Linked DNA regions of Homo sapiens: region 2 is linked to region 1. A link is an interaction called in ENCODE POLR2A ChIA-PET data of the cell type or tissue named here. Cell type or tissue: GM12878. All regions are shown on one strand.

Region 1 (4,000 bases):
TTTGTAGTCATATTTTTTGAAGTCTTCTCAAGTCACTCCTCAGACCAATCCACTCCACGATGAATACGGTGACATGGACCCATCCAAGGTATGGAGGGAGTATCCAAAAGCCAAAAGTCCACTTCAAGGATGTTTAAATATTTCGTAGGTAGGTGTCTGGCACTGACACTCTAATTTTATTCAAATGATAAATCTCAAAGCTGAACATACTTTGTTCATTTAACAAAGGCATTTAATTTGATGTTTCTTGTTTTAAGGAGACTAGTTCTTAAAATCCAGTGCTGAGAAAAAGCAACAACTGAGACACTTTGTAACTGAGGTGCTTTTAGAGAATATGAATAAGGTGTACTACAAACTGAGAAAAGTCATGCCACAGTCTAATAAATACTCTGGTGACCTTGCTGTGGAGAGTTAAGTCTGCAATGACTGCCTCTATAAAAATTTTCCTTCACCTCAAGAATGAAGTCTCCACGTAGAAATAACAGAAAATTAAAAGTCTGCAACAAAAGCCTAGAGAAATCAGCACACCGCCCATGAATACACAGAAGATACAAAGCATTTTCATGACATTTTCTGTCTAACAATAGTATTAGCAGAGGGAAAGGCACTGCCAATTATTTCTCTATCATGTAGAGAAATAACACACAGCTATTTTTAAAGGATGTTTACATAAGACTGTCAGAAGAGGAAACTCTGGCCACTGTAAATTTTTCAGGTTAAGTTGAAGTTCAACTCTTTATCCAAAGAAACCACGTTTAAAAAAAAAAAAAAAACTATTAAAACAAAGATGTTGGCCGGGCGCAGTGGCTCAAGCCTATAATTCCAGCACTTTGGGAGGCCAAGGTGAGTGGATCACCTGAGGTCAGGAGTTCGAGACCAGCCTGGCCAACATGGCGAAACCCCGTCTCTACTAAAAGTACAAAAAGCTACTTGGAAGGCTGAGGCAAGAGAATTGCTTGAACCCGGGAGGCGGAGGTTGCAGTGAGCCAAGATCATGCCACTGCACTCCAGCCTGGGAGACAGAGTGAGACTCTGTCAAAAAAAAAAAAAAAAAGCAAAAACAAAACAAACAACAACAACAACAAAGATGTTGGGCTAGACACAGTGGCTCACATCTGCAATCCCAGCACTTTGGGAGGCCATGGCAGGCACCATAGTGAAACTTTGTCTCTATTTATTTTTAAATAAAATAAATTTAATTTTAAAAAGCAAAGATGTTCTCCCCAAAATAAACAAACTGCTAGAAACAAGAAAACAACATAAAAATTAATTAGCAAAGGGAATAAAAAGTAGAAAACTGAGCCCCATGGGATCAGAGTTAGAAAATTCAAAAATGAACTTATTCTTGTGATTAAAATAGGGGCTTTATTTATGATGCGGAAGCTCTAGCCAGAGTGCACAACTGCTTATATATGTTGGAACAAATGAAACTATGAAGAAAGAAAGGAAATATCAACCAAGCAGTTGAATCAATCAAATCAACCCTAATGATCAACAGCAGGATAAAAATTCCAGGGCAATTTCTATGTAAACTTCATGTGATAAAAATCTTTCTAACAAGGTCTTTTCCCTTAGATACCATTCATCTTCACATGATTCTAACCTAAGAGATTAGAAAAAACAAAAAAAACAATTACTAAATTTCCTTTGGGGATAGGAAGAGTAAATAAAAGGAGAGGCAGAGAAAACAAAATGGACAGATGTCACATAGGCTGGCTTCCGGAGATGTTTACTTGTTTATCACTTTTAGAAATGAAAAGGAAAACATAGGGTGGCAGAGGACAAGAGATGACAGAAAGACTCCAGAGTTCTTTTCAATCACAGGAAGACATCATGCTACTGAAATTAACAGATATCAATTCTGAAGAATCATAACATCCCCTTCTTTAAAAAGAAAAAAATCAAATTTTGTCCTTAGAGGCCTAATGAAAAGAATATGGGCTTTGAAGTCATACAAAGGTTTATATCACAAGTTCAACCTACTTAATATCTATAAAATGGAAATAGCTGCTACTTAGGGTTGTGACACTTGAATAGCACAGGTTACACAGTTGTTGTTTTTTAAATGCATGCCACTTAGTGGGTGCTCAATAAATTACAGTTTCTTTGAACTTCAAATTATTAGCAGTGGAAATAGGAAAGAATATATTATTCTGCTCCACTATGCTCTTTTACCACTCACATGTGCCCTATCACGGTACTTATCACAATGCCCTATAATTAAAAGTCTGAACCCCTTACTTCACTAAGAGCTCTTAGAAAAACTAGACATTGGCCAGGCGCAGTGGCTCACGCCTGTAATCCCAGCACTCTGGGAGGCCGAGGCGGGTGGATCATGAGGTCAGGAGTTCGAGACCAGCCTGGCCAACATGGTGAAACCCCATCTCTACCAAAGATACAAAAAATTAACTGGGCATGGTGGCGCACGCCTGTAATCCCAGCTACTCGGGAGGCTGAGGCAAGAGAATCGCTTGAACCCAGGAGGTGGAGGTTGCAATAAGCCAAGATCACGCCATTGCACTCCAGCCTGGGAGACAGGGTGAGACTCTGTCTCAAAAAAAAAAAAAAAAAAAAAAAAAAAAAACTAGACATTATTGGAATCATTTACATTTCCCATGTGCACTAGGTTCAGCACAATGCAAATGCTCAGCAAAGGTTTGCCACAGACTTTGTAAGAATTATTCAAGCAGAATTGTTAGGATTTGAGAACTGACTAATTCATGTTAAACCTAAGTAGTGCTTTTGTGTCTTCCTATGCTTGCCATTGGTCAGATATAAATTCCTGGGGAGAAGATATATAGAAAAGCCTTACAAGTAGTAAAACAGAATGGAGGGCTTACTGAAAACATGGTGACAACAAGCAGCCAAAACAAATGACTCAATGTCCCACATGTGTATTTAGGTATGGGTGGGAAATTTACTCTGTTCCTAACCCTTTTCCAAATAATTCTGGTTTCTTTAGAGCATCAATATGCAGCAATTGGCAAAAACTGGACAGGAGACAAAACTGAGATCTTAAGTTCAATTTATGTAAGCATATTCCTTGAGAACTGTTTACAGTTTGCAAGCACCACTCACAGTGGGCATAAGAATCACCTGGGAGTTTACTAAAATGAAGACCCTAGAATATATCCCCCAAAAGGTCAGTAGCTCTGAAGTGGGGCTCCAGAAACTGTATTTTTAATAAGCACCTCAAATGCTTCTTAATGCAGGTCCAGCTACCACACTTGAAGAGCCACAATATACCATTTAATTCCTACAAAAAGCCTGTGACATACTCAGAACACTCATTTTAACAAATGGGAAAATTTACGGTGTTCAAAAAGATTTGATAATTTGCTCAAAGTAATCCCTTCAACAACTCATATCCACAGGATTCAGACCTGTCCATTTACTGAAAAACTCGTGTCCTACTACATTACTTTGCTAAGGACCATGTCATAAATATAAGAGATGGGTATTTAGGCCCTGAAACCAACTTTTTGTGTTCAGCAAAACCTAAAACTCCAAATATCTTACAAAAGGTGCTGAGGCCAATATCTATTAGCCACTCCAATTTTTTCTTTGAAATATCCATACTTCTTCTGAGCCAATTTTAATTGACTCAATTTTTTATCTTCTTGGTTTTACCTCAAAACCAAATTTTACTTTAAACCAAACAATAAACCTAAAATCAGAAACATGCTAATTTTCAACAGTCTGAACTTAAATATTATTTTACTTGTAAGCCATAAACTGGAATCAAGTGTATTTTCCTTTTCTCTAACTTCACTGAACTGGAATAAAATCAAACCAAACCCAAAGTGAATAAATATTTCACTTGGTCTTAACTCCTCACTTGAAATAATTTCAAGACGTAATTTAGAAACAGGTTTATTTTCCATACACGTCTAAAAGGCTTACAGCATGTGCATAAAAATCTTTGGCTTTTAGGAATTTACATTAGAATTTTTAACTCTTAAAAACACGCTTATCCGTTTGATTTACAAGCTGCCCAATT
Region 2 (4,000 bases), 70 kb before region 1:
TACTGCCAAATATTAAAAAAAGAGAAAGACTATTCTGTAAGATACTTGCAACTCACAAAACTATAAGCCCAGGGTTTCAAAACACTCAAATATCTCATTTTTCTCTAATGGGAAGGTAAGAGAGGAGGTACTACTTACTCTAAACTAAATCATAGTTAGTTACTACTGGGTAACATAGAGTATACGAATTGACTACATGATGCTCTAGTTACTACAGCAAACATTAATAATTCCAACCAGAAAACTAAGGCTAATTAGTACACATCTCTAATCTCTGTCCTAACTTAATTCCTCTTTCTTCTAGTTACATTGGCTACCCCTTTCCCCTGTTACAGGATAAAAGCTGATTATCCACTATCCCTAAAGAAAGTCTTTAAAATGCAAAAGGCAGAATACAATAAAAAGAAGGTTACCAAAATAGACATATCATTCAGTCAAACTGTGGTCAATGAAATGTAAAACATGCCTGTTATTACAGAAATCCTACTTTAATTCTCCCAGAGCTGCAAAAGTACTTACAGACAGAAATTATGACAAGGCCACAGGGTAGCTTAGCTACAATTCTAAAATTAAAAATAACAATGTGGGAATAGATAAAATATTATATAGTATAACAATGGAATATTAGATAACCAAAATGCCTATACATATTATGAGGCAAGAGAAAAAAATCTTTATGAGATCATAAATAATTATGCATATACCTATATAAACATGTACGTATGGAATAAGATACACAGAACTGAAGTCAAAGGTCAGGACAGTAGTAGTGAATAATTTAGTTGTTTTCCTTAACATTTTCCAAAAAGGGAGTAATAGAGGCCCAGAGAGAAGAGACACTAAGAGAGACAACGAAGAAGATTTAAGACAGATGAGAACCCATATACAGATTTAGAAGCAATCAGAAAGAGAGTGGGATGGGTAAAATCCCATTGAAAGACAGGTATAGAAACCCAGAGAAAGAGGTTGATGGAGACCCATAAAAAGGAAATAAGAGAGGGAGAGAGACAGAGAGAAAAAGGGTGTGGGGGAGAAGAGAGAGACAAGAAAGAAAGAGACAGAGAAAAGAGAAAGAGTTATATGGAGGGAAAAGAAATCCAAAAAGGGGGTGACACAGACCAAGAGAGGGGGGACAAAAGCCCAGAGACAGAAAGATAGAGACTTGGAGCCTACAGTGAAAGGTTGAGGAATCCAGAAAGGTGAAGACTAAAGACAAAGGCGAAAAAAGGGCTAGAGAAAGAGACTGATAGAAAAAAAAGAGGGAAAGAAAGTCAGAGATGTTATAGAGAATGAGAGAATTTTTTTAAATTCCCAAATGCATTTTAAGTCATCTATTCTAGAACCTAACCAAGCCTTTAATCTCTCTAATCCTGAAACAATGAGTTATTCTTTCTCATCTTCACAATGTCCTCAACTAATCTCCCTAATTGCCTCCTCAAACTTCCTGTAGGCTCATGTTCTTATCACTGATCTCCCTCCCATAACATTCTCTCAAAAACCTCAAAAAGAAAATTTCTAATAACCTCAATCTCTTCATGGAGGGTTTCTTTTTACTGTCTTACCCTAGAGAAAACCTGGATCTCACCTAAACGTCAAAAGAAACCTCAAAAAGAAAACTGAAACCTCAAGAAGAAAATTTCTAATGACCTCAATTTCTTCATGCAGGGTTCTTTTTACCGTTTTGCTCTAGAGAAAACCTGAATCTCACCTAAAGGCACTGGTTTCCTTGCAGTTCTTTCAAATGAAGACTGGTCACCTCCTGACAAATTCTAGAAAAAGAAGGCAATAAATATTGCCAAACCGCTGATTTTTCACTGTCCTGGCCTCAAACAGCACTCCATGTCTCCTCCCCACCAAGCTCCACATGGCTACACGCCCTCTTTATCCTACTTTGTCAATGTCACTTCTCCACCTAGAGCCACCACCACCATCTACGAAGTCACACATCTATCCATCTACTGGGAATCTCTACTTGCATGTGTCATAAGCATCTCAAATGATTAATTTATTATTTCCTCCTCCAAAACTCTTCTCATATATAATATACATAAGCAATACATAATGCTTCTGCTAGAAAAATGCCTACCAAATATAGGACTGCCACATTCCAAGATAAATCATCTTCAAGGATTTGCAAGAATTTCACAGACATTTAGGTTCCTTTCTAAACAGCAGTGGATACTCTCAGTAACCTATTCCAAGAAAGTCAGAACTGAAAATAACTAACCTGAGCACTCAACCCTAGAAAAGAATCCATCTTCTCCTATGGGAAGAAATAGTTTACTACTTGATCTCCTGAAGGATATCTTAGTCCTGCCAGAACAATTCAGAAGTGGAGATCATGAATGGGGCAAAAAGAAATTCTCTCTTTGGTGGCTGGGAGATTACGGGAAGTCTTGAACCTATGTATTTCTGCACATCTTAGAAAAATTTCCTTTATTGACAAAGAAGGACCATTATTTTCAGCAATATATCACAACTTTTCTTCTCTTCTTCCTTTTTGTTTTTAATGAAGCTATCCCAAAATTAGGAGGTATCTTTTTTTAAAAAAATTTTTGGAAAATTTACAAAGCTCAAGAGAAAGTTCTGACATAAAGAAAATATTAGGTCTATTACTTTTTATAATAGAGGTTAATCTCTGTTAATGACTTCTAATTGCTCTTTATCTGTAAGAACCTTTAAGATAAGTAAGAAACTGAGAACAGCAGCAGAGAGGAAATTATCCTCTGGGGCATACAGATAAGAGGCAGTCAGTTGTCACCCCCAATGCAGGATTAAGTCAGGGCAAGAGCTGACTATGACAGGAGCTTTCCACCAAACCAAAACCAGACAAGTAAGCCATCAGATGCCTTGCATTCAAACGGTTTGATAGTCTTTCTTTTCTGCTCTTCAACTTCTTAAGAGTTAAATGAGTTAATATTTATAAAGCATTAAAACAGTGCCTAGCATATAAGGAATGCTATATACATTAAAGTAAGTAATCAAAGAGAAAATGTTTAAGAACTCTGGGAGGAGGCCTTTTTTCAAATGAATCTATTGTAATCCAGCAGTTTATGGAACAAATAATTCTTACCCAGGAGTATCATGATGTATCTAGTAACAACAACAACAACAACAAAATGAAGATGCAAAATTTCATTACAAAGAGTGTACTTGTGAACCTAACAGAGGCTGTACAATTTTACTTAGGAAGAGACAGGAAAAAGCAAACACATGCCAAAACAGATCAGAATAAAGATAATAACAGGCCATTTGGTAGGTTTTAAAAAGCTCTAATACTTATGAGGGTTCACAATCCCTAGTAAACCAGAGGTATCATTTAAACTGAAAAAAAAAAAAAGCAACTGAAAAGCAAGTGTCAATAAAGGGCCAATTTGCTAACTATAGTTGTTAAAACGTATTGTGTAATACATGTGTATATACACAACAATTATATGACTGTAGGTATTTATATCAAAATTCGGGCTTAATACATTGACATCTTCCTATATAATAGGCACTGTAATGTAAAAAGACTTTCTATGGAAATAATCTAAATAAAGTTTAATAGAAAATGTTGTCAGGCAATATTTGCTGTAAAAAAAAAGCTTAATAGAAAATGGCTAAAAACTGTTATACTAAAAAACAGTTACATAAAGTAACAAGAACACTGAGCTAGGAATCAAGTATTATGGATCTAAGAACATTAGATATTATATGCATGAAATCTGAAGTCCAAAATACCAACTGAAGTTATCCAAAGTCATATTTATTTAGCCAAAAGAATCAAGTGATTTGTTACCTGCCCTGCGTATGCACTCCAAACCAGTGAAAAGAAAGAAAGGATAGCGACAGGCAGAAAAATAAAGACACCAAGGAAAAACAGAAGAAATTTATTTTCTTTGCTCCAACTTCATTGATTATTGTGTCTTCTGAAGAGAAAGAGGTTGGAAGGAGTTATTAACAGCACAAAGTCTTCTTTATCCTTTGGTTTCGCAGAATTCAATGTGGTCAGACATAG

What was found. Peaks named below come from ENCODE experiments on the same cell type or tissue, not always from the same donor. Only the 100,000 strongest peaks of a DNase experiment are listed, where the experiment ranks them.
Region 2: POLR2A ChIA-PET joins it to region 1 with 5 read pairs; 5 of 35 experiments call an interaction of 5 or more read pairs at or near these places.

The regions. Positions count from the first base shown.
Region 1 is chr3:120,013,096-120,017,095 of GRCh38, forward strand. All of the region lies in intron 1 of GSK3B (glycogen synthase kinase 3 beta), which reads right to left. Among named protein-coding and RNA genes, the nearest start is that of MIR6529, 70 kb to the right of the region's middle. In GM12878, no CTCF peak of the experiment used is centred here; no DNase peak of the experiment used is centred here.
Region 2 is chr3:119,942,759-119,946,758 of GRCh38, forward strand. All of the region lies in intron 3 of GSK3B (glycogen synthase kinase 3 beta), which reads right to left. Among named protein-coding and RNA genes, the nearest start is that of MIR6529, 140 kb to the right of the region's middle. RefSeq lists an enhancer at 1,501-1,720. In GM12878, no CTCF peak of the experiment used is centred here; a DNase peak (open chromatin) is centred at 1,623; H3K4me3 peaks cover 255 bases; H3K27ac peaks cover 1,226 bases.